5 separate regions of the Mus musculus genome follow, and regions 1, 2, 4 and 5 are each linked to region 3. Evidence: chromatin loops called from intact Hi-C (ENCODE). Cell type or tissue: gastrocnemius. All regions are shown on one strand. Links, peaks and the distances in the headings refer to the core of each region. The heading gives the core; the rest is flanking DNA. Region 1 overlaps Neurl1b (neuralized E3 ubiquitin protein ligase 1B). Region 2 holds the start of Neurl1b (neuralized E3 ubiquitin protein ligase 1B). Region 3 has its middle 61 kb from the start of Luc7l. Region 4 has its middle 46 kb from the start of Neurl1b. Region 5 overlaps Ergic1 (endoplasmic reticulum-golgi intermediate compartment (ERGIC) 1).

Region 1 (5,918 bases), core at 863-4,862, 130 kb after region 3:
GCTCCTCCTCTTACTGGTTGGCCCTCTTGGGCAGCTGTCCTGTGCAGGCTGCGACACACATTTTCACTTGTTCAGCATCCACTTACCAGCATGGCTCATGGTCAGAACATGAGGTTGAAGACTGGGACAAAAGGCAAGGCCTGTGGGCAGCTCTCAGGCAAGAGATCATAAACTGATTTGATCACTCTGGAGTTGGGGCTTGTGCTAGCACATAGTAGGTGCTCAGTAAAAGACTGCAGATCAGATCAGGAGCCAGGTTAGGAGTGGTCAGGGGGTTGGTGAAATAGCATCCATTATATATATATGGACACAAAGTCACTCAACAAACATTTGCTGAGTGCCCTCAGGATGCCAGCTGCTATAAGGGGCAACAGAGAGCAAGCACCCAGCCCTGATGCCTGAGTGGTACCTTCAGCAGGGCAAGACAGGGTGGAGCATGTGGGCTTTCTTGACCATTCTATTGCCTTGGATCCATCTAAATAGATGCCCACAATACTTTCTGCACCTACCTTAGGGGTGTTCTTTATGGTGAGTGAGCCCTTGCCAAACAGCCAAGATCCCACCAGTTAATGACCACCCACAGGGAGTCTCTGGGCAGAAAACTCCCTGCCACTTCCAGGCACTGGAACGGGGATGCACAAGAGCCCTGAATTCCAGCTTCGAATGGCATTGTGCAGCCTTGGAACATGGGAAGCGGTAACTGCTCACTGCTCTGTCCATCCTGCCCTGCTGGGGACATGGCTCGGGGACACTGGGCCTCCCAGCGTTCCTTAATATTTTAGTGTCTCACTGTTTCACCCAAGTCCCTAACAGAACTATCCATATGACAATCTGTCTGTGCCTTATGGAAGTGTGTGTGTGTGTGTGTGTGTGTGTGTGTGTGTGTGCACTTTTTATCCTTTAAAATGCAACCCTTCAACGTGGACAAGAAGCTAGCAGATGCGGTTGGGCTCCAGATGCCAGCAAGGAGTCCCTGAGACCCTCTTGCAGTTTGCAGGTGGAATGATAGTGTTCACCCCCACCCATCCCCGCTACCTGTGTACAGACCCTTTGAAACATGTCTGTCCTTTATGATTCAATACTGTGACTCTCCTATACCGTCTAGTCTTTGGGGAACTGTACTAAAGGCCTGAGAACTTGGGGAGGGGGGTGAGTGGGAAGGGTTTGCGCTAGTCTTTGTGTGTTGTGTGTTCTGATATTTGTCTGTTTTTATCTGTTTTATATTAACATAAATTTCCTGTTTGAAAACAAATACAACTTTGGCTTGGTACAAAAAAAAAGTCTCATCAGAATTCAGTTTTGTAAACCATACTGAATATCATATAGGCAGGAGGTGGGGGGCTTTAAATCCCACCAACGTTTTAAACAGGTGACACTGTGTCTGCAGAGCCTTGTGTAATGGCCATAATGTACCACTGCGTGATGATCACTGTCTGATTGTCACTGTGATGGCCACTGTGCTATGGAAACCATGTGATGGCCAATATGTGATGCTGACTATGTGATGGCCACTGTATGGTAGTCACTGTGTGATCCCATCATGTGATGGCCACTGTTATGGCCAGTGTGTGATGGTCTCTGGGATAGCCACTGTGTGATGACCTCTGTGTGATAGCCATGTAATGGTAACTGTGTGATGGCCACAGTATGATGACAACTGAGTGATAGCCACTGGGTGATGGCCACTGTATTAGAGCCAGTACCTAATGGTCATATTGTGTGTCATATTGTGTGATGGCCACTTTCCCATGAATACTGTGTGATGGCCACTGTCCCATGAATACTGTGTGATGGCCACTGTCCCATGACACAATGTGGCGGCAACTGTCCCATGGGCGCAGTGTGGCGGCCACTGCCCCGTGGACACAGTGTGGTGGCCACTTGTCCTTTCACCACATCACCTTCTATCTGCAAAAATACTGCAAAGAAGTCCTCTCATTACGGGTGAACTCAGATAGTGGTGATGTCGGCAACAGCATCAGTTAGTGTGGCAGGAAACCAAGACCCGGAAGTGTGCAGCACTTAAAGCAACATGGGTGCTGCCTTAACTTTGTAACAAAGTTTCCAAGGCAGAACAAGGCGTAAGAGAGGAATGGCACAGGTGCCTCCACTGAGAAGACTGCTCTGCATCCTGCCTTGCGCCACCCCACCCCCCTTGTCCTCTCTCCCTTTCCCAGCAGGTCCTCAAAACTTCCTGTCTGCCCAGCCTGCATCCTGCCTTCCATCATCCCTAAGTGGACCAACCTGTATGGTGTCCCTTCCTGAACCAATCCCCAAGACCGAGGTAATATGGATCCTCATTGGCCAGCCCAAGGACATGCATTGGCCTTTTCCTGGGTCCTGAAGACTGTTGAATGAGTATTCCCTTTCCTCAGGGATATTGGAGGAGTGAAGGAAAGCCTCTACAGACACACTGATGGATGCCTGCAGATGCTCTGGGCACTAGTGTCCCCACTCACAACGAGCAACAAATGATAGGTGTTCACAACAGGAACGCAGTATTAATGTTAACAAGACATGGGGACAGAAGCAGTCCAAGTTCTGGGTCATCCGGGGGAAAACGGAAAACCACACAGTGAGCTGGTGGACAGCGTTGGATGCCTTTAACATCAGCACTAGGGGGCAGAGGCAGGCAGGTCTCTGAGTTCGAGGCCAGCCTGGTCTACAGAGTGAGTTCCAGGACAGCCAGGGCTACACAGAGAAACCCTGTCTCAAAAAAAAAAAAAAAACCAAACAAACAAATAAAAACCCCACAAACCCACACACATGGTCTGACCCAACGGGTGTAACAGCCCAGCACTGCTGGCTGTACATTACAGCCACCACAGAAAACCAGCCAGAGTGGGCTGCACTGAGCAGTGGCTGCATGCTGACTGCCGGCGGTTCCCACCTTTTCTGTAGCAAGCAGGTATGGCTGTCCATTTAAACTTCGGGTTAGAGTGAAAAGTGCCTCCCAGTTCTGCAAAACCCACAAAGAGCAGCTGGCCCCAGCTGGAATTTAAAGGGATGCCCAGATTTGCATTCATTCATGGTGAGATAAAGCCAGGCTGACTGGCTGGCTTTGGCTTCCCGTAGTCCAGGGTTTAGGGCCCAGATGACTGGGGTGGACTTGCAGCAGCACCAGGGATAAAATAGGGAAGGTAAGGGAAGTGTACAGGCCTGCTCTTCCCACCCTGTCAGGACATCCCAGTCGGGCCACTGCATTAGGAACAAGGGGCAAGAGATATGCACCGTCCACAGGAACCACAACACAGGACCACCACAAGGCCTCTTCAGGTTCTCATCTACAGGGGAAGAGACCAAGGACTCCCCAGAGAAGTAGAGGCTACCCCTTCAGTTCAGGCTCGCCTCTCAAATGAAATCGCGTTTCACGATTTAGAGCATTTGGTGGGTAGGTCCAGGAGTGATGAGTCATTTGTTGGGTGAAGGCAACTCCTAAGTAGGACAGCACTCAGGTATTGCTTGGTCCTCTTATCTAGGTCTACAGCGGGGTTGAGGGAGAGCAAAAGGGGGCGGGGGAGAATATATGTGAAAGTCCAGTTGGTTGAAGGCAAGATCTTGGGTAAGTTTAACGTTGCAGGCCAAGTGTGTACTGCAGAGGTGGCTGCGACCATTAGGAGACTTCCAGCTGCATCAGGACAACAGGGAAGGAACTCTGAGGCTCAACCTTATCCTCTGTTCAAGATCTCAGCATTTAGGGAAAATGCAGCCAGACTCTGTCAGGCTATCTCACACAAACGACCTCTGGCCCAGTTGTCTGTAAAGCACACAGTCCTTTGAAGCCTCGTGAGCAGGGCCTCCGCTGTCAGTATTTCCCTCCACAGCCCCAGTCTTCCGTACTCTCACAGGAACAGCCTGCCAGGCCCTCCAGCACTTATCCAGCCCAACGTTCCAAACACTGCCATGCTCTTCCTATAAAACCCTTCCAAAGGCCTAAGAGCCACCCAGTCAGGTTCCTCACTGCAACAATTCTACTTCTTGGTACCAATGAACAGCCAGTATTGGCTTACAGCTCCAGTCCAGCATGGCAGGGACAGTAGGATGGCAGAGACAATGATGGCTACTCACATTAATCACAGTCAGAAAGCAGAAAGAGATGGATGCTGGCACTCGGCTCTTTCCTCTTTGTATCCAGTGTGCCACTTAGGATCTTCCTCCTTCAGGAACTAATCTAGAAAATCTCTCACTGGTGGCTTATCTCCAGTGTAACCTTAGATCCCATCAAGTTGACAGTTAATATTGACCATGACAGCTACTGTATAGAAGTTTCTAGAAAAGCTTCAAATTTTTCATTGACCTAGTGGATCAATAGCCCAGTCCCTGAACCAGTCTCTGTCACATGTCTACACTTGACACAAAGCCAGGGTCTTTTGCTCTCTAAAGTCCACCTCCCCAGAGGGGCAAGCAGACCAGTGTGGGCCAGTGCATTACTGAGGCTGAGGGACAGATCAATTCAGATGCAAAGGCTATGAACCACTTAGTGATTTTCTGGTTGTTGTTGTCAACTTGCTACAAGCCAGGGCCATCTGGAAGGAGAACACAGGGTTGGGAAGATGTCTCCATCAGAGTGGCCTGTGAGCAAGCCTTCAGGACATTTCCTTGCTCAATGAGTGATGTGGACGGGCCCAGCCCACTGTGAGCAGTGCTCTCCCTAGATGGGTGGCCCTGGAGTATAGAAGAAAGAAGGCTGAGCAAGCCGAGGGGAGGAAACCGATAAACAGTGTGTCTCTGTCATCTCCAGCTCAGCTCCACCCTCCAGGTTTCTGTCTTGAGTTCCTGCCTCACTTTCCCTTCATTAAGGACTGTGTTATAAAATGAAGTCATCTTTCCCTCCCCCAGATTGCTTTTGGTCATAGTGGCTTTATCACAGCAATGCAAGGAAGTCGTCAGTGTCCCTCCTGGTCTTGCACACTTGTCCCTGCCTTCTCCAGTTTCTCTTTGAGTGTGCAAAGCCCCCACCACTCCTGCAAACAGACTCTGAGCCAACCCTGGGTTTGGCCATCTTACATGCACACAAATTTCTCTTTCCCTCGCTCTTGAGGTTCTGCACGCTGAGTAGCACACAGAGCTAACAATAAGGGGTCATTTAGTGAGCACTTCCTACACGTGAATGACTTCCATTTCATCCACCGGTCCTCACAAAAACTCTGGAGTAGGCCCTGCTGCCACTAAAGAGAAGCAGGACCAGAAACAGGAGTTCTCTACCTTACTGTGTAGCCGAAAGCTTTCTTCTCTGACTTCTTCATTCTGCTCCAGCATCTAGTCCTGGTGATTTTACCAAGGCAAATGAATCTTCCAAGGAATTTCATCACAGCCTTCACCCACCTCCCCAGGTGTTCTGGCCCTGTAGGGAAGCAGAGGAGGAGGAGGCTCGATGAGGGCAGGGCCTGCAGGTGAGGCAGGCTTTGAATGGACTGGCTCTTTTGCTGCAGTCCAGCTGACCTGTGGCTAAATCTCCAGTAGAAAGGAAGGAAGTGAAGAGAGTGGGGAAAGAGAAGGGAGAAAAGAAAGAGAAGAAAAAGAAGAAAAAGACCACTCATTAATTTGAAACACAGATGGGCAAAGAGAAGCAGTGGCCATATCTGGACGATGATGTACCATTGTGCCCTCCCAGAACCAGGGTCTCACCTAGGCTTCCTATAGGTTCAGCCTGGTTCTGGAAGTTGTTTTGACTTCTACATGAAGATGGGAAGAACTCAAGTATTCCGGGCATCCAGTTCTGGAAACAAAACTTGACCCTGACTATTAAATACATCCAGAGAGGAGGTACCAGCCCTGGTCCCCTTTTCTGCCTGCTGTCCCAGATGTGGCCCGCCTAGGCCTAGGCATCTTTTCCGAGGCTGTACATAAGGCCTATTACTGCAGCCTCAGCTGCCCGAGCAGCACAAGATCAGCTCTGGAGTTGCTTGGCAGTCCTG
Region 2 (5,918 bases), core at 812-4,811, 100 kb after region 3:
CCCAGGGTCATACAGAGTGAAGGCCTACCCAGCTAAAGTACCTTTGCCCACCAGAGTTTGGGGTGAAATTTTAAATAACTGAGAGCACTTGTAATTGAGAATTAGAAACTCAGTACAGAATAGGTCTGGCCATGGCTTCCTGGGGAACAACAGAGGAGAGTCTGAGGACAACGAGAAACCAAGGCAGGAGGCGGTCCTCTGAGCACCTCTTTTTACTCCGTTTCAGAGGGAGCTTGCCCTCAGCCACTGGGAGATAGGTTTGGACATCTCGTCTACCCACTGACCCTCGGTTTACCCTGTCTGTGCTGTGGAGGTAATAACCCTGCTTCCTAAACTGACGAGAGTACTGAGTATGGGAGTCTGAAAGTAATGGTTAGGGACTGGGTCTCCTCACAGAGTCATTACACCTCCCCCACCTTGGTGTGTTAGTCTGTGAATTGGACTAGGGGTGGCATGGGCTAGCTGGCCTTTTATAGAAGAGTAGCCAAGGCTGGAAGGTTCTGAGAAAAGATTTATGCGGTGGGAGTGGATGCACCTCCCCCTCTCAGCCCCCTCCCCCCCCCCAACGCCGCCGCCTCGTACCTCCTGGCAACACTACCCACCTCACATGCCACCTCGTTCTCTCAAAAACCCTCAGCCGGCCCTATCTGACACTTCAATGTTATTGTTGGTTTTGACCACTATGTGATCTTGATTGCTAATTTTCTCTTCCTTGAGAGCAGGGACTGCGTCTGGGGCTCAGCAGAGGGCCTGGTACATAGGGTGTGGGCAGTACTTTAATGAAGAAGGCACAGTGAGCTCAAGTCTGGGTCCCGCCCCCCCCCCTAAACAACCACTACATACTGAAGTCTCTCCTCCTAGGTATGCGGCCTAGGGGATGGAGAAGTTCCCCATCCCTACCCCCCACCCCCATCTCACCCTGGATGGACTGTCATGGAGCCCTTGACACTGTCTGGCGTGACCTGCATGTGTGCGCGTCGTCCCTGAGTCGAGGCACCACCCAAAGTGGCCGAATGCCTGGACAAGGACTCGGCACCCGGCGACCCATCCCGATTGGCAAAAAGAGCAAGGTCGGTGCGCGCGGGAACGACGAGGGCAGGAGGCCAGCCCCGCCTCTCCAGCGCGCTACCGGTGCAAACTTTCAAAAGACGCGGCGGCGGCCCCAGCCCCGCCCAAGCACGGTTGGTGGCGGGCGCGGGGGCGGGGCGGGCGCGCCCGGGCCGGTGGCTCCGCCTCCTCCCGCCGCCGCCCGCGCCGCCCATCTGCCGCCCGCCGGTCGCCGGTGCAGCGGCAATGCCCCGCAGCCCGGCCGCGGCCCCCGGCCCGCCCAGCTAGCCCCGCGCCGCGAGTCTCGGAGTAGCGATGGGCAACACGGTGCACCGGACCCTGCCAGGTACGCCCGGAGCCGCGCCCCGAAGTGGCGCGGAGCGCCTGGTCCTCCCCGGGTCGTCGCAGCCGCGGAGCCCGGGTGCAAGCCAGAGCCTGGTTGCCGGAGCCCGAGCCCCGGAGCCGCACCCCTGCAGGGATGTGCGGACCCCTCCTGGTTTTCCTGGCCTTGGCCGTGCGCCCCACGCCTTTGTTCCAGCCGGAGGTCGCTAATGAGCGAGCCGGAGGGAGGTATCGGGGCTTCCCCCGGCCGGAACCCTTCAGGGGGGTTGCAGGGCGCGGGTGTCCCGGGTCTCCGCGTACAGTCCACAGGCGCCCCCGGCACACGTGCTAGTTCTTGGCGGCGTTCCCACGCGCGCCCGGCTGCGCCCCGTTCGGGTGTCCGTTCTGTTGGGGGCCCTCCCAGCCCCATCTGAGCCATTGCTGTGGGGCGCATCGCCCCCTAGTTAAAAGCGCCCTAGAATTTCCTAGACCCGAGAAAGGCGGTGGGCGAGGGGCGTGGGGCGGGCGTGCGGAGGCCGGGGGACGCCACGCCTCGCTGAAAATACCTAGTGATGGTGGAACATGTCAGCGCGCCGAGGCTGTCACTGCCTGTCTGCAAAGAATCGTCCTCCTAAGAAAAGACACCCCGATTTTACACAAGAAGTTTAACCTCAGTACAGGAGAAATGACCCGGTGACAGGCAGTGGTGGGAGACTGCATGGGCCCTGTCAGCCTGTCTGCCCCGCCCCTCACCCCCACTGTGTCCCAAGTCTTCAGAAGTGTTTGGGCATAAAACTGGGCATTCGGCATTCGCAGCATCCTTAAGCAGAGGCTCTCTCTCTCTCTCTCTCTCTCTCTCTCTCTCTCTCTCTCTCTCTCTCTCTCTGTGTGTGTGTGTGTGTGTGTGTGTGTGTGTGTTGGGGGAGGGTAGTTCAGAGAAGAAGCAAGTTGGCTGTAGGTCAGATTTAGCACAGCCCAGCTGACACCCCATCTCTGTTCTGACACCCCCACAGCCCTTCCTCCGGCAGTTATCCTAATAGAGTTGTCTCTTCCCCTGGAAGGGATTGGACCAACCTGAGACCTAAGGACCACTGGGGAGACAGACAGCCCCTTCTACTAACAAGCCCCTGGGTGGCTTTTACTGGATCATTCCTAAGGTCAGCCAGGTGGAGTCACAGGCTGGTCAGCTTCAGAGGTGGCTTTGGAACCTGGGTCTGTACTAGACAGAGTGATAACCGCTTCTTGCTAGGCTGAAGAGACCCAGCCACCGATCTGGAGGGACCTGAGGTCACATCAGAGATGGCAGTCACAGAAGCCCATGACGGAGACACAGTACATACTCAACTAGAATTCCTGTGCTATTCTGGTTGGTTTTTTAAAAAGCCATTCTGCCACCTGTGGGTCACACTTGGAGCAAGGCAAGGGACAGGCTGTCTCACCAGGTGCTCACACATTGCTGGGGTGCCCATTCCCCTGGAGTCTGATGCTGTGGGTGGAGCACTCTAGGCTGGGGGCTCAGAGTCAAGGCAGGTCACCTCATGCTGTGTGGGAACCTCCTACCCTCAGTGAGGAGGCACATCAGATAACAGGTGCCCAAAATGTAAAGACTTATATATTGTTTTTAGATCCACCTGCCATTGGCTTCTGGCATCTTTACATCCTCTCACACCTGGACTGTTCTTTCTTGTCTCACCACCAGGTTCTCTGGTCACCTTTTCCAGGGACCTTACACTCTCTGCCCTAATGGGGACACCTTCATAAGGCTTCGTGTTTGTATGACTGTGCTGCACCATCACTGTGTCTTCTTGTGACTCTCTAGGGGTTCTGTGAGGACAGACTCCATGCCTTGATTGTCTCATTCCCTGGTTTGCCCGGCCCAGAACCTAGTGCCTAGTGCAGCCTCAGAACCGTGTGGTGGAGCGCACATGGAGCCTGCATATTTGGCTGAAGGAGTACTTGGCACAGGCTGGCCCTGAGGAAGCCTGTGCTCTCCTTCTCAGGGAAGGAACATGTGTGTGGGGTGGAGTTCATTCCACAGGACTGGAAATCGAGGGCTGGCGTTTGCTGAGCACCTGGGTTCTTCACCAGGCTCCCAGCATCTGTGACTGCAGGCATGAGCTAAGCACGCCTCTGAAGGCTGCTACACTCTGATCACACTCTGAGCAGGCTGCCTGCAAGTTTCACGCTGACCTCCGAGCAGCTGCCCCTTCTCTTCCTTCCCTTCCCTCAGGCCCCTGCTATAGACTGAGTCTTGACATTGTGATTCCCTCCCAGGCCCCTTTCTTTGCTTTATGGTTCTCCTGAGCATAGTCACTGTGTGACACATGTATGATCACTGTTGTGTGTTGAGTAGGGGCTAGGACACAGTCGATGTTTGGATGCTTGGGGAATGAATGAATGAATGAGTTTAGTCCTCCCAGCAACCCCTTCCAGCAGAGTCATTACTCCCATTTGATGGATGGAAAACAAAAACAAGAACCAAAAAACCAAGGCTCTCGGAGGTCAAATGGCTTGTTCTTGCCTACAGAGCTCCTCTAGTTGGCAGTGCCAGAATTGAGATCTGGGTCTATTTAGCTCCAAAGTTCTCTGTTGTTGGTTTTTTTTTCCTCCTGACAGGCGATATCCTCTCAATCGAGGCTCAGATAACACTTATTAAGTGCCACCATGGTTTAGATAATGTTTATTGGGCATTCCACCATGCACATGGTGTGTGTGCTACATGGCACAATAAGGAAATGCCAAAGAAAGGGAAGTGCCCTTTGGTTGGTGTTCATAACCTTGGCAGCTCTCTCAAACTGCACCAACATATTCTGATGTATACCCTTGACCCAGGAGAGAGCAAGGGTCAGCGGGAGATATTGCATCTGTTGAGCTCCTACTGTATGTGTCAGCCTCCCTTCCCAGGTGCAGTTCAACCCTGCAACGTAAGGTATAGTGCCCTCCAGTTTAGAGGCGGGCCACACAGGGAGACCAGGTAAGGCCAGCCCACACAGGCTCCATCCAAGCTGGGACTTAGCTGACAGAGATCCATCAGGTTCCTAATGCCCCGCGTTCTCGCCCTGGGCTTCCCCTGAACTTTATAAGGAGAAAATAAATGGGTAGAAATTGGGGGGGGAGTACCATCCCAGGTTGGGGTGGGTACCAACCAGCACATTCTAGCCCCTTCCCTGTGCACCTCTGGGGTTCACCTGTAGCACTGTTTGGAGGAGATGCTAAGTTCAAACTGTAGACTTGGTTTAATCATTAAGTTGTCAAGTGCTTGGCCAAGCCTGCTCCATAGCCTGTTACTTGTCTGGGAGTTTTGGTTGAGAAGCTATGCCCAGACTGCACTGGGCTGCCATGGCAGGCTGGGGTGTTCAAAGGGGCTCTCTTTGATTTCACAGATAAAAGATGAAGGCTCAGAAATGTCAAGGGCAGAAGCATTATACATAGGGGGAAGAGAGACAGTCAGAGACAGATATAAAGACGACAGACACAGAGAGACAGAGACAGAGAGAGGATTCCTAACCTACTACATAGCTTGCTAAGTCTAGATGGGGTGTACTCACCCCTTCTTTGAATGATCCTTCCCACAGAGCCCCTCTCCCCATCAGCCTCAAACAAGGCCCTCCTAGACAAAGCAAACCTGGGCAGAGCCCTACAGCTGCTTGGCCACTTTGCGGCACAGCATCCTGTCTGACTGCTGAGATGGTGCTCTCAGAGCAAGTAGCTGCTGGTGTTTCTGAGCCATGTCTTTCTCAGCCCCTGGGAAGATAGCGGTCTTGGTTATTCTGCCATAGCCAGCAAAAGGTCAACAAGTGACAGTTGCTTTTCTCTGCACCCTCTTCTCTCAGATGCAGTGTGGAGCTGAGTTGAGCTTCCTTTGTCCTCTTGGCCATGTATACCCCTCTTTTCCCCCAGGTCATTGACATTTTCTTTTCTATCTGAGCTGAGCCTCTCAAGGCCACAGAAGTTCCTTCAACTGCCTAGAGACCTACATGTTGCCGTGTAGGCTGGGCAAGTTCCCTTTGGTGAGGCCCTGTAAGGATGCCGTGGGCTGCGCTATGCAGACAGTGGATATAGGAGAGGAGCTGGGGGTCTGTCCTGTGTGGATGGATGCAAGGTGGAGAAGTGGTCTGTGTTCTGGACAGACAAGTTGGGCTTCTTCTGTTTCATCCCATCTGGTTCATCTGCCCCCCCCCCTCACTGTGGGTGATTAGGAATGCTTCCTGGAAGAGGTTACCTTCCGATAGGAAGTCCAGCTGAGTGTCTGCTTGCTCTTAGGGTCTCCATGTGGCTTCATGCTTTAGTTATTCTGTGGCCACCAACATCTATCATGTGCCCAGCATGGGGTGCAGGCTTGAATGCCATGACCAGAGGGTGGCATGCTTCCTGTAGAGTGGACCAGCTTAGTGCTACCCTATCGGCCCAAACCAAGGTGGGCCACCAACATGCCTGTCTACTATGGGTCAGCTCCAGCTACTAAATGCTCTTTAGTGATACAACGTAGAAAATATACTAGTATGCACTCATTATAAAAGGATTATTTTGTAAAGATGTCTTATTATTAT
Region 3 (5,918 bases), core at 1,195-5,194:
AGTTGCTAATGGTGGGAATTATTTGTAGGGGTAAAATGGCCAGGAACAGCAATGCCTTCATAGCAAGGTGGTTGGGAATGGTAACACAGCCAGCAATCATCAGCAAGGTTAGGGGAGGGGGCATTGAGTGTAAGGAAGGCTTGATTCACTAAAGTGAGGATAAGGTTTTTGGTCTGAATGGAGGGGGGAGGATTGGCTATGGGAGCAGAGGAAGTTTTTGAGGTCAAGGTATGAGCAGTCTCTGTAAAAGATGGGGGGGGGGTGTGTGGTGGTTTCAGGTTCTTTGGGTGGCTGCGGCTGGGGGACTAAGACAGGGTTGGGACCAATAGGAACTGGCAATTTGGCATGAACAGGTTCATTGAGGAGCTTAATGGTAAAGGTGAGGCCAGTGTCTGTGCCTGATAGATTAAGGCAGAGATCCCATGAAAATCCTCGTGCCCAATTTTTGGACTCAGCATGGTTTGTAAATATAATGGACAGGGGAGGCACCAACCTAAGGTGACATGGTTAGAAGTTTTACAGAGAGGATTAATATTTAAAGAATTCTGGGGGCATGAAAAATTCCAGGAAACAGTAATATAATCTCAGGAGAAGGTAGGATTCCAATAGGCCACCCCCAAGGTCTCACAACCCCAGCTGGCACAATAAAGATCAGTTTTGCCACCGCACTTATGATGGAGGGAGCAGCCATGGTGGTGCCCTGGGCAAACGTAAAAATCTGTATCTTGAAGTAAGGTTCGCCTGATGGAATTATCGCTGCCAGGTTTGGCTAACCCAGTAACCAAAATCAATAAATCTTGAGGAATATTACTCTGGGTGCTGGGCATATTATCTTTTGTGGCGTTGTATAAATCTAGCTGGGACTTAAGACCCCAGGGTGCCACTGTTCTCTGTGCTAGTTTGCAAAGATGGAGGTAAGGCTAGCCGGCCACCAAATACTGGTGGAAGTCTTGGAAATGGCCCAGACAACACCATTTCTCTCTGAGAGGACCACCCAAGTGTAATTCCAAGGGATGTGCCTATTGCAAGGGGATTTGGGTGGAGGCAGTTGAAGGTTGGTGGTTGTTCTAGTCAGCCACAGGATCATGAGTATCCTCACCTGGAGCATCATCTGGAAAGGAAATGAGATTTGTCTCAGGAGGAGACGGTCGCTCCATTCTGGACACAAGCAGGTTAACAGTTTTTACTAGTCTCTCTGGTAACCATATTGGACCACCATTCTCTTTGTCATAGACGCAAGTGGATCCTTGTTCCCAAATAAGGATAGGATCTGGTCCTTTCCACTGTCCAGTGAAGGGATCTTTCCATCCTGAGAATCTTGTGACTTAGGATGCCATACTCGGTCAGCTGCTGACCTGCCTTCATTATCCAGGAACAAGAAGTTAAGAACAAAGAGAGCGTGATTAAGCCTGTTTCGAGGTGTCAAGGGGGAATAAGTGTCTGTAACTTCAGCCAAGAGCTGAAGCATATGTTTTAAAGTATGGTGGGCTCGTTCTGCAAGGCCCTGACCCTGGGGATTATAGGGAACACCAGTGACATGCCTAATGTCAAACTGGGAACAAAACTGTTGGAACTTGGTTCCTGTATAACCGGGGCCATTATCAGTTTTAATGATCTGTGGTTTTCCCATGGCAGTCATGCACTGTAGAGTGTGTGTTATCACATCACACAATGCCTCTCCAGAAAGGGGAGACACATGTATAAATCCACTATAGGTATCAACTGTAACATGCACATATTTTAACCTTCCAAAGGAGGGAAAATGGGTAACATCTGCCATTGTTCATTAGGGATGAGTCCCCTGGGGTTAACTCCCAGGTGAGGAACTGGCAGCAGAGTGGCACACCCACCACAGGACTTAACAATTTTTCTTGCTTGATCTCTAGAAATCTTGAACATTTGGCATAAGGTAGAAGCATTTAAATGATGTAGATCATGAGCCCGTTTAGCCAAGTCTATGGAATCAAGTAGGATGGAGAATGCTGTGTGAGGGGCCTCGTCAGCCAGGGCATTTCCATGAGATAGAGGACCACCCAGGCCAGATGGGCTCTCAAGTGTCCCACAAATAATGGCACTGTCCTTTTAATGATTAGGGATTGAATCTCCACAAATAATTTGGAAGCAGTAGAAGCAGGCTTAATATATGGGGCTGTCTCTAAAATAGGAATAGAATGGGCCACATAGGCACTATCAGTATACAAATTAAATGGGGTCATTGGTAATGTTTTGAAAACCTGAAGAACTGCAAACAGTTCCACCAGCTGGGCAGAGGAATATGAGGACTGTACTGAAGTAACCCGATCTTGTACAACATAGGCAGCTTTGCCTGTTGAGGAACCATCTGTAAACACCAAGGTGCCTTCAAGGAGTGGAGTCTTGGAGGTAACTTTGGGGAAAATTAAGGAGTGCGACTTTACAAATTGTATAAGGGGGTCATTTGGATAATGATTATCTATAACAAAGGAGGCACAGGCTTTGGCCCAATCATCATTAGACTGAAGAAGCCATTCAACTTGTCTGAGGTGTAAGGGATAATGATAATATCAGGATCTTTGTCAAAATATTGTCTGGACATTTTTCTTCCTTTGACGATTAGGGCGGCAGACAAGGAATAATAGGTTGCCAAGACCTTACTTGGACTCGAGGGGAGATATACACATAACAAAGGACACCCCTTTATTACGGGAATCCGGGGCTGCTGTCAGAAGACCCCCACTGGGTATGTGTGGTAGCACAGACAATGAAATAAAGTGAGGCAGGGTAATAAATTTGAAATGAGGTTTGGGAAGGTATGGCTTGACTTATCTGCTGCAGGGCTGAGATGGCTTGTTGCATAAGTGCTCGGGAGGTGAGGGTGGGGGACAAAGGATGGGAGTCTCCTGAGAGGAGTTCATTGAGGGGAACTAGAACCTTGGGAGGAATCTTTAGATGGGGTGATCAAACTGGAGGTTCCTGAGCAACTGTTGAAAATCATGTAAAATCTTAAGGGAGGAAAGTTGAAGCTCAGTCTTTGGGGTTTGACCTGTCCCAACTCGAGCTCATATCCCAGATAGGAATAAGGGTCTTTTATCTGAATCTTTTCAGGGGCAATTTTAAGTCCCTGTGAACTTGGCGTTTTTTGAAGTTGCTGAAGACGTGAGAAGGCCTGTTGCTTATTAGGGGCTGCAAGCAGAATGTCATCCATGTAATGAAGTATGTATATTTGTGGCCAAGCATTTCTAACAGGTTGGATTACATGGACTACATATTTCTGAGCTAGGGTAGGGTTATTTGCCATGCCCTGAGGGAGGACTCGCCACTGAAAGTGGTCCATGGGTCCCTGGAAATGAATTTGAGGAAGGCCAAATGCAAAATGATGACAATCATCTGGATGAAGGGGTATGGAGAAAAAGCAATCTTTTAAATCAATAACAGTTTTAAAGAAGTTTGCTGGGATGGCGGCAGGAGATGGAAGATCAGGCTGTAGGGCTCCCCATAGGAATCATAACTTTGTTAACAGCACGGAGATCTTGTAAGAATCTCCACTTGCCAGACTTTTTTTTAATAACAAAAATTGGGGTGTTCCAGGGGGGAGGAAGATGGTTCAATGTGACCAGCTGCCAACTGTTCCTGCACTATTTCGCAGCTGCCAGTTTCTCTTGAGTCAGTGACCATTGATCAACCCAGACGGGGGCAGTGTTGTTCCAGGAAATTTTCTCTGCGTGAGTCTGGGGAGCAGGCATGGCCGTGACTGTTAGGAAAAAGGCTGTGGCTGGGATTCCAAGCCTCGCCAGTCAGATTTCTGTGTCAAAGTCAAAGGTTCATTTATGCCCTGTGCTTGTCTTCCTAATCCTTGTCCTGGTAGGAATCCCTGGGTCAGCATTTGTTTTGTCACCCCTTCATTGGTGAGACTACCCCCAGAGATTGACTGGTAAATCAGGATTCACACAGGCGACTACAGTGCCTGAATTTCCTTCTTGATCTGCTCACCTAAGGGTCTGAGCACTGCCTTGAGGGTTTTTGGAATGTCCAATCCCCTGTAAATGGGTGGCTGAATCGGTCAGCTGCAGGCAGCCAGCGAAAACCTGTCAGAAATGACAGTGGCATCAGCTCCCCAGTTTAAAAGTCCTTGGAATGTTTTTCCATTTAAATCCAAGATTAGCATGGAGCAAGAGGAAGTAATCTTTTGGGCCCAAAAGGTCTCTGCTATTCCCCTCTTGCCTGGGGCCCTGGTGTCTTTATGGTAGGGATTTGTAGTAGAGACACTGGGAAAAAGCAACACTTGGGCAATGGTCTGTTGTGCTGGTATAAACACAGGACCACCTGTGGTACTTACAAGAATCTGAATTTCTCCCTGATGGTCGGGTTCTATAACTCCAGGTATGATCTGGATTCCCTCTAAGGAAAATGAAGCTCTTCGTAGAACCATACCAAAAGTATTTGGGGGTAGGGGGCCGTGTATGCCTGTAGGCATGACCTGAATGCCCTCCTCAGGGGTGCTGGAGGTGGCACAGAGATCCAATCCTGGGCTGTTTTTTGTAGCTCACTAGAGTTGGGCAAAGGACTGGGTGTGCGATGAGAAATCTGCTGGGGGCGGGGCACGACAAACCCTATTTCCCTGGGGCCTGTCCTGGGGGGTGGAGGTGGGGGCTGGAGGCCCCCTCAGGAAGTTTCCCAAATGCCGTGGCAGTAAGGGTCGTCCCTGGCTGGCTGTTTTGGATCTACACTCATTGGCCCAATGTCGGCCCCTATGTTAGTAGGGGCACAGGGTGGTCAGTAATGCCTGTGCAGGACCAGCTTCTCCCTGGCCCTCAACGGGAGGTCTCCGACTCTGGTGGTGATGGGGAAGGAAGTGGCCGGGTTGTTTACAATTAAAGCAAGTCTTTTGAGAGTTACATAAACCCGCCCTCTGAAGGGCGGTGCCAATCACTAAGCTAATGGTGTGGCTCCTTTTGGCGCCTGGACAAAGGTGGACATACTCTGCCAGTGACTTAGAGCGGTGGTGTTTGAGAATATCTTGGCAAATAGGATTGGCATTTTCAAAAGCAAGCTGTTTAATAAAGGGTTCTCAGGCTCTTGGACCCCGCTAATGAAAGAATTGTAAGATTCATCCACTCCCTGTAGCACCTTAGTGAGTGCAGCGGAGGAGCCTGATTTTGGGGGCAGCTTTCTCCAGGCGGCCAAGCGTGCCTGATGGCCCTGAGCTAGGAGGCCAGGGGAAAAGAGCATTTGGGCTTCCAAGGTGATATAAGGCAGTTTGCCCAAAATCTTCCTTGTGGTCCATGACTTAGTGTCTGGTTGCATGCAGTTTTTAATTTTGATTTCTTTTGCCATCTCTGCCACTTTTGATTTCAATAATACAAAGCCACTGCCAGTGAGTGCAGCTCGAGCGAGATATGAAAATTTGTTAGGCGTAAGCCATCCCTCTGTAGGTGATTCAAGGAGTGCCAATGTAAAGGGAGCCTTGGGACCGTAATTAGACTCTACTGCTTTAAGTTCTTCCAGAATCTAAACTCTAGTGGTTGATAATGATAGCGGGGTGGGACATCATCAGCCAGGGGCGCCGCAGGAGCTTCCTCGGTCTCCTGTGAGTCGGGCTGAAGTTCATCATCTATATCCTCCTCTTTCTCACTCACTTTTTGGTTGGGGACAGGGAATCTCTAAGGACTATGGTTCCACTCCTTAGGGAGAGGGAGAAGGCTAGGACCTTCTTTTTCTGATATTTTTTAGTTTTAACAGAGACCTGAGGCCGCTGTTGCAGGGAAGGTGTTAGATCATGCAATTCGGCCTCTAATGACTGGAGGGCCCTAAGCAGTTGTACTTGTTCCTTTCGGGTCTCTAACATATGACGCAGGGATGCTATGTCAGCAGTTAATTGACAGCGGGCACCAGACATGGCAGGTGGATCAAAGACTGCATCTAAAGTCCCATAGGGTAGT
Region 4 (5,918 bases), core at 1,226-5,225, 55 kb after region 3:
CTGTGGGGGCAGTGGGGGCAGTGGAGGCAGTAACTTCTATAGGAGCCAGGAGTCCAGGAGACATGAGGGAACGCCTACCGACCCATGTAGGTGAATTATCACCATCAGGTCCTACCAGGGTTCAGAACCTCAGCTTAACTGGAGACCAGCCTGTCTGTGTATAGCCCATTGCCCCACACTGAGCTGAGGTAGGAAATGTATGTTCTTCCCTGGGAACTTCGGGCCTCTCTCACGGACCGGACCGGATGGCTCAGGCCTGATGACGGCCGCTTACCTACCCTCGATGGCTTCTCTGGTTGGCTTGGTTCCTCGGTATGAAGTATCTAGGTTTTTTTTTTTTTGGTTTCAGCAGCCAAGACCTTCTCCACACTCCCACCCCCACTCCACCCGATCCCTGCTCCTCCCTGCCCTGAATCCCTGTGAATGTGAATTTCCTTGTAAGGACTCAAAGCGGCTAATCCCAGACCCTGGGTTGACTTCTTTTGCAAGTGGATGTCTTTGTTTCCCCATCTCTTCTGCCTCCTGGAAGGTAGCCCGTTTGATATTTTATAGGCCTGTCATTGTGATTGTCCTCTGTGCAGCTCTGTGTGGGGCTGACTCCTGGCAGAAGGGAGGGAACAGGGAAGCCATATTCAGTCTCTGCTTCTCACAAAAAGCAAAGCAAAGAATAACTGTTGAGCAGCTTGTAGTCTTCAGCCTCAGTGTCCCTGTGTGTCAAGGGCTGCTTATGCTTGAGAGCCTGGTAAGGTGGGATTGCCTTGTCCTTTCCTGGAAGATAAAGGAGATGCCACATGCAGGCTGCAGTATTGTGGACATATTCCCAGGAGCCTGTGGCAGGGCCAGGCGGTTCCTGCTTCTCTAGGGCTCACATTTAGAGCCACATATCCTGGAAGTCGAGGAGATGCCTTTGAGACAGGAAGCCTTTCATTAAGCCACACAGTCAGGTAGCATGCTGTTCAGGAGATCATGGGCATCTCATCCATCCATCATGCAAACAAGTGAGTGGAGGCAGACACTGTGTCAGCAGGGCTTGGGAATCACACAGAACTGGGGTCCTATTTGAGGACCATGGCTTGTCATGGCTGGGATTTGTAGGGAGGGCTCTCAGCCTGAACCTCTGTTCCTGTGTCTGTGGAGGAATAGATGATGTTTGTGGGCTTAGGGGACAGTTCGAAAGCTGGCCATCCACTCAGTAAGGGAGGCTCTTCCCCCTCTAGGCCAGCTTTGCCTGGGGTCTGCAGTGCGATCTATATGGTCTGTTTCCCAGGGGTACGTGACTGCTTGCCAAGGAGCACAGAGTGCAAAGAGCCTGTCCAGGCTTGGGCTCAAACTCCCCTCCCCCTTCTTCTTCTTCTTCTTTTTTTTTTTTTTTTTGCCCTCCTCTGGCAAAGAATATAGTAAGAGCTCGTATGAGGTGCTTGGCTGGGCCAAAGGAAGTCAACTTATGTCAACTGGCTGCAGCTAACTGCAGGTCCATGGGCTCCCTGAGGAGAACTTTTCTCAGAGACCCCATGCTTCTCTATACTGTCAGCATGGCCTGGGACAGGGGCATGAGGGTCAGGGTGGATGTGTAGGGTCAAGCTTGCTCTGCCTTCCCAGAATCCAACAGGCTCTGCCAAGCCAGAGGTAAGATGACACACAGAAGCCAGAGATGAAGCGCCAGGACCTCCAAGCCCTGTGAACCCTGTTTGAGGTTGCTTCTTCTTCCCAGCACGAGACCTCCTGTGTGACAGGAACACAGAAGCCAGAAGGGCTGGCTGGTGACTTTGCCCAAGAGCAGTGCCTTCAGGAGTGTTGGGAGTTTTATTTGATGCTTAAGGGAGACAGTGAATGTCAGCTCAGAGTGACACCTGTCCACATACAGCAGCACAGCTGGGAGGCGTGCCTCTGTGGCTGGGGTTGGGTTGATGACCATCTGGAGGAGAAAGCCCTTGACTAAGCCTCAGAGGAGTACAAAGCATGGAGATGCTCCCACACAGTGTCACCATCCTGGGTCCCATTAGGGTGTGCATTTTCAGAGACCAGAGACGCTGAGCAAGCTGCTCCAGGACACACAGCCCCAGCTATCTGCACTGCCATACTGTGTGTCCCACAGGGCCTCCTAGAGAGCTGCTTCAGAAGCACACTGGCTTGCTGGTGAGGGGCAGGAGACCACATGAGAGTAACCTTTGTAGGTTGGGAACACCTTCACTCCTCAACCGAAAGCCGCCTTCTTCTTTTTTTAAATCACAGATCCACATACTACAGGCTCACTTCCAGACCCCACAGTCCAGGAGACAGCGTGTGCCACCTTTCCCTCTGTGGCTGGAAGTCTCCACAATGTTTCTGCCTCCTCAGGGCCCCGAGGACCAATGGTTCCATGAGACTAGAACACTACAGCTTAGACTGGGGCTCCAGGCTACTAGCTCTCCTCAAAAAAAGAGAGAGAGAGAGAGAGAGAGAGAGAAAGAGAGAGAGAGAGAGAGAGGGAGAGAGGGAGAGAGAGAGAGAAAGAGAGAGAGAGAGAGAGAGAACAGAGAGAACCTTGGAGAATCTGCTCAAGGTAGGGGTTCAGGAGCGGGGAGACAGATGGAAGGAGATCATGCTCCAGGCCTGTAATGTAAGGATAACAAAGTCCTTCAGTGTGGACAGGGGCACTCTGCTGCTTATGTGACAGAGACTCCAGGGACTTTCTGCAGCTGAGACTGGAGACCAAGGGGACGTAGCCCTGACTTGATGGCTCTGACTGGACTGTGGGGAGGTGGAGCTCTGGAGAGGTGGGGGGCAGGAGGCTGAGCACAGCGCCTAGCTGGAGGCAGCTTGGCATCTGGTCTGATCCAGCTGTTGATTTTGGCTCCATATTCAAGACTCCTGAGCCCTAATTACTCACTGTCTTGGGAGCCTGGCAGGGAGCCTGAAAAGGGAGAAGCTGGGCTGGTTCACATCTGATAAGGAGACAGAGGCAGCAGAGCGGGACCCAGAGGCCTGGCTGAAGGAGCTGAGTCTTCTGCCTGTTGTTGGTTTGACTGAGATAGAATCTGCATACAATAAAATTCACAGTTTGGATAAAACCACCCATAAACCCGTAACCCGTTAAACCACACCACAATCAAGATGCAAACCATTTCCAGTAAAGTTTGCTCCTGCCTGGATCTGCTGGCGCCCGCCCACCTGCCCTCCAGCTTAGCAGTCCTTCCCACACACTGCTTCTCGCTTGGAACTTTAATGAATGGGCTGGATAGCTAGATGGGACCGGCTTCTCTGGCAGATGGTGGTCACAAGACCTAGGAGAGACATCTGTGTTGTTCCTAAGTCCGTTCCTTTTCATGGTTGAATTGTATTCCATTTGTATAGACGTGATACCTCTAATTAATCCCATTCATTTATCAATAACATTTTCGGCTGCTTAGGTAAACATGGTTTTTCCCTTCGCTGGTAGATAGCAGGGGATAGTGTTACTGGGGTTAGTGGTAAACACATGCTTAGTGGCGTAAACCAGAGCAGGCATGCCAGTTTTCTCTCTCTGCAATGCTGAGTGTGGTGGTAGTTACCACATCCTCAGGGCCCTGATCTTTACACAACAGGATCTCACTGTGGGTTCAATGCATGCTTCTCTGGTAATTAAAATTGCTGAACACCTTTTAATAGGTTGGTGCCTTTTATATGATTTTGAACTCAAGATTCGCGAGTCCTGAATGAGGTACCCAGCCTTTCCTAGAGGAGATTGTGGACACTCCTGCAGACAGCTCGGGGCCTGGCTCTTGGATGACATGGGTGAACTGCGTAGGACATTCGCTTAATAGGAACACAGAAGCATCTTGTAGAATGTTCTAGAAGCCCGTGTATACACAGCAAGCCCCTCACAGACCTTTCTTCAGGACACTTCAGACAGGTTCCCACGGGAAATGTGTCTCACACACTGGGGTGACTCTTCTCCCTTCCAGGCACCAGAACACCAAGGCCTTTCCGTGCAACCCTGTGAGGGTGATCCTTGTCCCTGTCATGGCTTAGAGCCACACTGTGAGGACAGCCATCTCTAGTGAGCCAGCTTCCCTGATGGATTAAGGGTGGCTGTACCACATTTTGCCAGTAGTGTGGCCCAGTGAAGAGGCTTGACTTGGTATCTTGTCTGATCTGTGCTTCTCATGGCAGGTTCCAAGGAGTGGACCCACCAAGCATCTGTATCACTCATCCATTGCTACAGCGATGCTATGTAATGAGTCTTAAAAAGCCCAAAACACCAATCTCTCACTTGTCACCAGGCAACTGATATTGGGGTGGTTTACTGATCTGGTCCAGCTCAAGTGTTGATTTACTTGTTTAATTATGGGGTTGAGGTTGGCATCGGGGCTGGCTGGTCATGGACGGGCTCATTTCTGTTTTGCCTCCTTTCTTGCATCAAATGGGTTCGGTTAGTTCTGATGTAGACGGGGCTCAAGGAGAGGAAAGCCGTGGAGGAGCTGAAGCCTGGAGTCAGAGCTGCACGTTCTCAGTGATGAGCTAATGAAGAGACCCGGCGAGCACCCTGACCCCGCAGACAGGCGTCTTCACAATATAGCAAGTCCCATTGCAAAGGGTGTGGTCACAGTGGGGAAGGTCTGCGGTGTGTATATTTTACAGCCCAGGACAGTTTTAGAGTCTTCACATTTCTCTATGTTGTGGAATGTTGCCAAATTGTCTTCCTAAAGGTGGCCCAGGACAGTTTATGGCAGGACCTGGAAGCCCACGCTCCTCCAGTTTAGCCTGCGCAGCTATCCCGACCCCTGGGCCAGAGCTAGAATTTCCCACCTCCATACAACAGCAGAAATGAAGTACAGCTCCCCAAAGCACTGGTTTTAATCACTTTCTTGAGAGGCAAACACCGTCCTTAAGACTGAAAGCGCTCACAGACAGGGTGAATGACATCATGTGATGCTTTAAGAAAGCGTGAGACTTAGTGAAATGGCCGACTAACAAGGCAGACTCCTCCAGACTCCATCCTCCCAATGTGGGCATCTGCTGCTAGCGTGCCCCACCAATGACTGAACATCCTCTGTGTGCTGGGCACAGCTCCAAGCATGAGGACAGGATGGCGGAGGCAGGGTCCCTGCCTCTCAGAGACAAACATGAAGGGAAGGAAGGGACCATTGACGTAAACAATGCCACTTCAGAGACAATATATGTCAGGAAGGAAACGGCACAGGGTAATGCCACAGAGACACTATGACCCTGGACTGGGAGTTCAGGACAAGAGTCTTTTGTGGGTGACAAGTTGAGTCCACGATGACAGGAAGGGGCAGAGAAGGAAGCAGCAGGCTAGTCTGGCAGCTGATACCAACATCCTAGGGCAGAGGTGACATCTTGCTGCTTGCCTACTGTGTGCTCTCTACCTCTACCCTCTTCTGCCACCACAACAGAAAAAGGTCTGGGCTCCCCCTGCTGGTCTACCGTGAGCTGTGATTTCAGTGGAGGGTCAGGGGACTGGGAGTATCTCATGTCATGCTGGGAGAGTTGGGGATGCCAGAGGCTCTGTGTGCACAGTGGGAGAGGGGCAACCTCACCTCGGGGCATGGTTTGGTCTAAGAAGCTGTAAAGAAAGAATATGGGCTCAAAGTCAAGCAGGAGCAGGGAATGCTGGGAGCCTAGTTACACACACCCAGTGCCAGGCAAACTCACCAGTGAGTCAACTCGTGGCCAGTGCATGACTTCAGGGAAAGCCAGAAAGGAATGGCCTGCCATGACATCCCTGCAAAGCAGCCCTCAGGTACTGCTGCTAAGGGGGAGCCTCTGGGAACGAGGCAAATTGACCCAGCTCCTAGCCCTGGGTTCTTTCCATTCCCAACCTCAGAGAGGAATCAGAATGTTCAACCACAAAGGGATTGAGTCCAACTCCCTTGGAGGTCTCTGCTCAAAGCTTGCCTAGGGTCAGCCAGTGGGTCCTGCTCTCGATCCAGCCGTTT
Region 5 (5,918 bases), core at 1,024-5,023, 320 kb after region 3:
TCCCTCCACATCCATGTCAATTATCCCTCCTCCCGGAAGCCCTTGCTAACTCGGTCCAATGGCTGGGTTGCCCTTTATGACCAAATGGCCCCTGGTCAGTCCCCACAAGCAAGGCCAGGCTTGAAGGTGGGAACCCCCAAGGAACTGTCTCTCACTGTGCTTCTCTGCAGGTCCAGAATGTTCACGGGGCTTTCAATGCTCTTGGGGGAGCAGACAGACTCACCTCCAACCGTGAGTATCTTAGCATGGAGCAACCCCCTCCCCTGCAGAAGTCCCCGTCCAGCCGGTGGCATGGGACTAGGGAAGCCAGCGGGGCAGAAGTCAGGTGCTTGCTGCAAGCCAAGGTCATAGTCTCACACCATTCCTTCCCCCACAGCTGCCCTGTATAGTACACAGACTCATTCCTGTCTTTTAGAAAGGGAAGAGGGTAGCCTGTCCCTAGGGAAGGTTGATTGTACCCCCGAGCTATTGCCAAGCTCCAACAGCATCTGCTGTCCCTGCTACTGACCACTGTTTTGCCGTTGTCCTGAGTGGAGGCAGTCACCTGGATCCCACAGAGCAGTTACAGAACCAGAACCCACTCTGTGAGAACCAGCTCTGTAGGTGGCCAGTGGGGGAAACCAGCTGGTCCCTCCCCTCCTGCCCAAACCCTTCCTATCAACCATTGGCTCCTTCCAAAGTCTTAGTGCCGAATCTCTACTTGCCAAAGACTGCACACACACACACCTCCATTCTTACACACACACACACACCTCCATTACACACACACACACACACACACACACACACCCCTCCATTCTTACACACACACACACACACACACACACCTCCATTATACACACACACACATACCTCCATTCTTACACACACACACACATACCTCCATTACACACACACACATACCTCCATTCTTACACACACACACATACCTCCATTACACACACACACACACACACACACACACACACACACACACACACACCTCCATTCTTACACATGCCCATATGTGCATGTTGTGCGTGCATGCACACAATATGCTAAGAAAAATAATGTCCACTGGGTCACTTTGAAGCATCATTTATTTGTGTCAGCCCTTGTGCGTGGTAGGGACCTGCATCTTGGAATGTGGGCAGCTGTTGGCCATGATGGCCTCAGGGCTGTTAGGCAGTCAGACACTGAATGCATATTGATCAGGCACAGTACCAAGTTCTAGAGACAGGAAGGTGAGTAAATGAAGCAAGCAGCCTCTGCAGGCCTCCATTCTGTGCTGTCAACTTGGAAGTGTTCATGATACCTGGGCCTGAGGCAGAACCCCTGTGACTCCTTAAGGACATCCGTCTGGCGTGTTCCTACTGGGGAGGAAATGTGAACTGATTCTCTGTGCACAGTAGACATAAGGGTGGCTCTTTTTTTTTCCTTTTGTGACTACCTAATGTTTTGTACAAATAGCAACAACAACAACAAAATAGTAGAGTTATGATTTTCACTAAGGCCTTCCTTTCTTCAGGTTTTATCCTTGGAGAGTGGGAATTTGAGACTTGTACTTCAAGGTGATCTTTGGCCTCCTGGTTTAGGTATAGATGTGAGCCCATCTCATGGGAGTTTCCAGGGATGAAGACTAGAATCGGCCTTTAACCCCATGTGACCCTAGTACTCTGGACCCTGAGAGCCATTGTGGGCATGAGCAAGAGGTGTTGGGTCCCCTGTGCTTAGCTTAAAGGCTCCAGGGCTTTCCCCAGTTTTCCTGAGGGTGTGTGTTGGGGGGGGGGGTCACCTCCATCCCAGGAGTGCTGCCCTTTTCTGAGGAGACAGCAGGGCCAGAACTAGTCAAGGCTGGAATGCTTGCTCCATGCTCACCACTCTTACAGATCTGAATCTGATCTGCAGAGACCAGGATTAGAACCCAGAAGACTAAACTCCCATGTTCTTTTAGCTCCATGGTTCCTAGCCCAAGGTTCTAGAAGGAATAAGAGGGATGGACATTGGGCCTCATTTTTTGCTCGGGAAGGCTGAGGCAGCTCTGGTTAGCTCATGTTTATCAGTAGCTGATTGATCCCTTCATCCTTTGTCCAGCCATCCTGTCCACTCCTTCATTCAGCAGGCCTTGCCACTGTCTGCCCTGTCCCAGGCTCCGTGCAGGGTTTAGGGGCAGGAATGTAAGACTTTGTCCTTGCACTCAGCAACTTTGCCATCCAGGCTGGGAGGAGACAGGGGCGCTGGGTGAAAAGGTCGTGTTAAACTATTACAGGGCTGAAGGGTCAGCAGTTTATTGAGAAAGAGGGAAGACAGTGACCAGATTCTGTTGTTTGTTTTGGCAGTGTTGGGATTGAGGCCAAGGGCAGGTTTATGCCAGGCAGGCGCTTGACCCCAGCCCTCTGGGTTTGATCAGTCTTACTTAGTTCTTTCTGGAGCCCAGAGCCCAGATTATTTTAAAACTTAAAAGCAGACAGACAATACCTACAATGAAATGGGGTCTTTCTTGAGTCCCACCTTTCTCCCTGGAAAATTTCTCTGTGTGTGAGGGATGGTGGGGAATGTAATTTTGCCAGTCTCTCTCTAGTCTAGTTAAGGATGAAACTGAAGCTGCTCTGTTTCCTGGGGCTTCTCTCTAGACAATTCTTGGTGACCACGCATTAAAGAGGATGTGTTCCCTGGCCCCTACTTCACAGGAGCGTGCTGCTCCTGGGCCTGAATCTCAGAGAAAATGCCCCCTCAGCACCCCTCGTTAATGGCTATCCCATTTGTAAGTGTGTGGCTCAGAGTATTATATATTATGTAGTGCAGATCTAACAATCCCAGCAAGCCACATTCTGAAGAGAAAGGGGAGAGGACCCTACAGTACCAGGAGGACTTGAACTTGGGGTTACAGGCAGAGCCACCTGCCAGGCAGTGCCCACCCCATCTCATCTTATGCTGTATTCCTGCAGCCCTGGCCTCCCATGACTACATCTTGAAGATTGTACCCACAGTGTATGAGGACAAGAGCGGCAAGCAGCGCTACTCCTACCAGTACACAGTGGCCAACAAGGTGAGTGGGCCGTGAACGGGCTGAGCATTGCAATTGCTCCCTCTGCTGGCCAAGGGCATAGGCGATGCCCCGCACATTCTGCTGAAGGGAATTTCAGTGGGGTGGACAGGGAGTGTCCAGGCTCATTCTCTAGTCTGAGTAAAGATGAAATACCAGTTCTTGCCGTGGTAGTGGCCTCAAGGTCCAGGTGAGACACTCTTAACAAGGAGATAAGATGTATTCTGTTTGAAGTAGGCAGAAGACCATCCCAGCTCTGACATTGTCTGGTCCTGGTTTCTTCAGGCTCCTGTTGATCAGCACATGGCCGATGCTTTGCATTAGGCAGGGAATCCTATCAAGGTGGCTGTGGACGTCTCAGGACCCCAACAGTCCAAGAGACACACAGGTCTTCTGGGAAGCCAAGGGACATCCAAGCCAAAGAAATGAGATGGCACAGCGGTTAGTGGCTTGAGCCTCTCCAGAAAGCATGGCTTGTGCCAATGGAACATAGGCACTTGGAGTAGGTTCCCCTGTTTACCACGAGGCTCCTGTTTCTGCTGTTGCAGGGCCACCCAGACCCTTAGTATAAATGATGGAGTGTTCAGCTCAATTAACTATCATTATGGTTGAGGAACTCGCCAAGCTGTGTAGTTACAGTGTAGGAATTAGACCCAGGTTCCTCTTGGGCTCCAGAGCCCCCTGGTTGCTCACCCACTCAGTCCAAATAGGGATCGTCCAGGCTTGCCCACTTGGACAGCCTCTTGGTCATGGGTCCCTATGCTCTGATTCCCTTTGATCCATAACTCTCTCCGAGAGACTTATTGCTTACATTCACTATTTCAGGCCGTGTCTGTCCTACTCTCTGGTGGCATAACAAAATTCTAAGAGCCTAAGTAGTAAGTAAAGAATAGAAGTCAGCCAGGCAGTGGTGGCGCACGCCTTTAATCCTAGCACTTGGGAGGCAGAGGCAGGTGGATTTCTGAATTCAAGGCCAGCCTGGTCTACAGAGTGAGTTCCAGGCCAGCCAGGGCTACACAGAGAAACCCTGTCTTGAACCTTCCCCCTACCCCCCCCCCAAAAAGAAAAAAGAAAAAAAAAGAAAGAAAATAGAAGTTAATTTATCTCATGGATTGGGAAAGAGGAAGTCAAAGAGATCAACCCCAGCCTGTGGTGAGCCTTCTTGCTGTGTTGTCCAGTGGAGGGCAGGGCATGGAGAGACACAAGCATACAAGCTTAGAAGTGCTTTCCTCTTCTTATAGGAGAGCTAATGCTACCATTGACACTTACCTCGTGGCCTCATCTAACCTAATCACCTCCCAGATTACCACCTCCAGCCACCACCAATGTAGGCTTACTTCCGGGTTCAGCCCCTTGATGTACACAAAGGACCTGTAACTTTAGATGGCGAATAGCCGTGGTCCCCCTGCCCCACATGCACAGGGCTCTGGGCTCAGCCCAGCACTGCAGCATGCGTATGACTTCTGGGGAGCATATTTCAACCATTGTACTCATTATAACCTCCCCCCAGTGCTGCCACACATCAGCAGGAAGCAGGGCCCTGGACCACACTGCCCCATCCTAGCTCAGTCATGTGTCCTTGTTTGTAATATGTCCATGGCAGTTACTTCACAAGATTGCTGTCAAATGAAGCAATGTTTTCAGAAAGCTCCCAGCTCACTGGGAAGGCTGGGTAATTGGTACACTACTGCTGCTAGATTTCATTCTGTCTCTTACCCCCTCAGCGCTGGGCTGTGGCCCAGACAATCACCCTGGGAAAGCTGAGTTTCCTCTGCTGCAGGCTTCCTCCATCAAAGCTTTGGCAAGGGCCTGGTGGCTGGACCAGCTCACTCAGCGTTCTCTGTGGCTTTGCCCCCAGCCTGTTCTGTGAATGGAGGTGGCTGTCCAGTGGGTTAACACTCAGTGGTGTCCATGGGATCACTCCAGCTGCTCAAGACCAGTGCTGGGGACATGGGGGTTGGGCCTGGGGACCCCGGCATCCATCTCCATTTGTTGTAAACAAGAGACGCGAGCCCAAGCCTTTCAGGACCCTGAAGTGCTCAAACCAGGTCCTGTGGGTCATCAGCTCAGATCCCTGTTCCTTGGTGGCCATTTGGCCAATGCTATGTGCATCCTTACGAGCCATGGCAGGTTGGGCACTGTACCTTCCCTGTTCTCTGTGCTGGCCCTACTTGGTGGACAAGTTCACACCCACTTGGTTCACCTGTCAGGCAGGCTATCTTCTTATTCATGGTTTAGAATGCCCCTTCCTTAGTGAGCCTTCCCCATCCCCCTGAGCAGAACTGGCTCACCTATGGCCTGCTGAGCACCCTCCTCCACCCTCCCTACACGGATACTGTTAGAAGCTAGTGATGCGATGATGTCTTCATCCACCAGCCTGTGACTCCTCTAGGGGAGGGGCTTCATCACCCCAAGAACCTTAGGACAGCGGAGGCAGCCAGCAGAATAAATGAGCAGATTCCGTGTGACTGGCAAGTCAAGGAGGAAATGCTCAGACCGAGTTCAAAGCCCACTTTCCTCTTCCACGTCACCCTCAGATCTGTGCTCCGTTCTGGCTCCACTTCTAAGCTATGTGGTCTGTTTCCCATAGTTGAAGGGACCCAGCGTGCTTTCACTATGCTGCCTGTCCAGGGCTTCCAGAGCAGCTGAGAGGAGGCTGCCTGGACACCCTCTGCATCCCACACCCTCACCCACCTGAGGCTGGTTCTGCTTGTAACACTCCTTCCTCCTCTCTCCTGCAGGAGTACGTTGCCTACAGCCACACGGGACGCATTATCCCTGCCATCTGGTTCCGCTATGACCTCAGCCCCATCACAGTCAAGTACACAGAGAGAAGACAACCCCTGTACAGGTTCATCACCACAGTAAGTACCCAGGGCCCAGAGCCAGCCGT

The links. Peaks named below come from ENCODE experiments on the same cell type or tissue, not always from the same donor. Only the 100,000 strongest peaks of a DNase experiment are listed, where the experiment ranks them.
Region 1: it touches region 3 in a loop (3-fold over the local background); 21 of 42 quality-filtered maps call a loop at or near these places.
Region 2: it touches region 3 in a loop (3-fold over the local background); 13 of 42 quality-filtered maps call a loop at or near these places.
Region 4: it touches region 3 in a loop (5-fold over the local background); 19 of 42 quality-filtered maps call a loop at or near these places.
Region 5: it touches region 3 in a loop (2.4-fold over the local background); 11 of 42 quality-filtered maps call a loop at or near these places.

What each region holds. Positions count from the first base shown.
Region 1 is chr17:26,445,070-26,450,987 of GRCm38, forward strand. Neurl1b (neuralized E3 ubiquitin protein ligase 1B) reads left to right here. Exons shown (of 5, transcript NM_001081656.3): 5 at 1-1,252. Among named protein-coding and RNA genes, the nearest start is that of Neurl1b, 33 kb to the left of the region's middle. In gastrocnemius, for the core only: no CTCF peak of the experiment used is centred there; no DNase peak of the experiment used is centred there; H3K27ac peaks cover 1,109 bases.
Region 2 is chr17:26,413,603-26,419,520 of GRCm38, forward strand. Neurl1b (neuralized E3 ubiquitin protein ligase 1B) reads left to right here and starts at 1,257. Exons shown (of 5, transcript NM_001081656.3): 1 at 1,257-1,393. The coding sequence starts at 1,363. In gastrocnemius, for the core only: CTCF peaks have their summits at 1,350, 1,560 and 2,779; DNase peaks (open chromatin) are centred at 1,216 and 1,622; H3K4me3 peaks cover 2,758 bases; H3K27ac peaks cover 2,411 bases.
Region 3 is chr17:26,310,807-26,316,724 of GRCm38, forward strand. No RefSeq gene overlaps it. Among named protein-coding and RNA genes, the nearest start is that of Luc7l, 61 kb to the left of the region's middle. In gastrocnemius, for the core only: a CTCF peak has its summit at 3,658 (motif pointing right); DNase peaks (open chromatin) are centred at 3,687, 4,601, 4,838 and 5,156; H3K27ac peaks cover 1,116 bases.
Region 4 is chr17:26,365,624-26,371,541 of GRCm38, forward strand. No RefSeq gene overlaps it. Among named protein-coding and RNA genes, the nearest start is that of Neurl1b, 46 kb to the right of the region's middle. In gastrocnemius, for the core only: no CTCF peak of the experiment used is centred there; DNase peaks (open chromatin) are centred at 2,844 and 5,020; H3K27ac peaks cover 722 bases.
Region 5 is chr17:26,635,816-26,641,733 of GRCm38, forward strand. It overlaps Ergic1 (endoplasmic reticulum-golgi intermediate compartment (ERGIC) 1), which reads left to right. Exons shown (of 10, transcript NM_026170.3): 7 at 171-231; 8 at 2,928-3,028; 9 at 5,767-5,889. It overlaps Gm41553 (a long non-coding RNA gene), which reads left to right and starts at 5,896. Exons shown (of 2, transcript XR_876696.2): 1 at 5,896-5,918. In gastrocnemius, for the core only: a CTCF peak has its summit at 3,091 (motif pointing left); a DNase peak (open chromatin) is centred at 3,061; H3K4me3 peaks cover 288 bases; H3K27ac peaks cover 2,126 bases.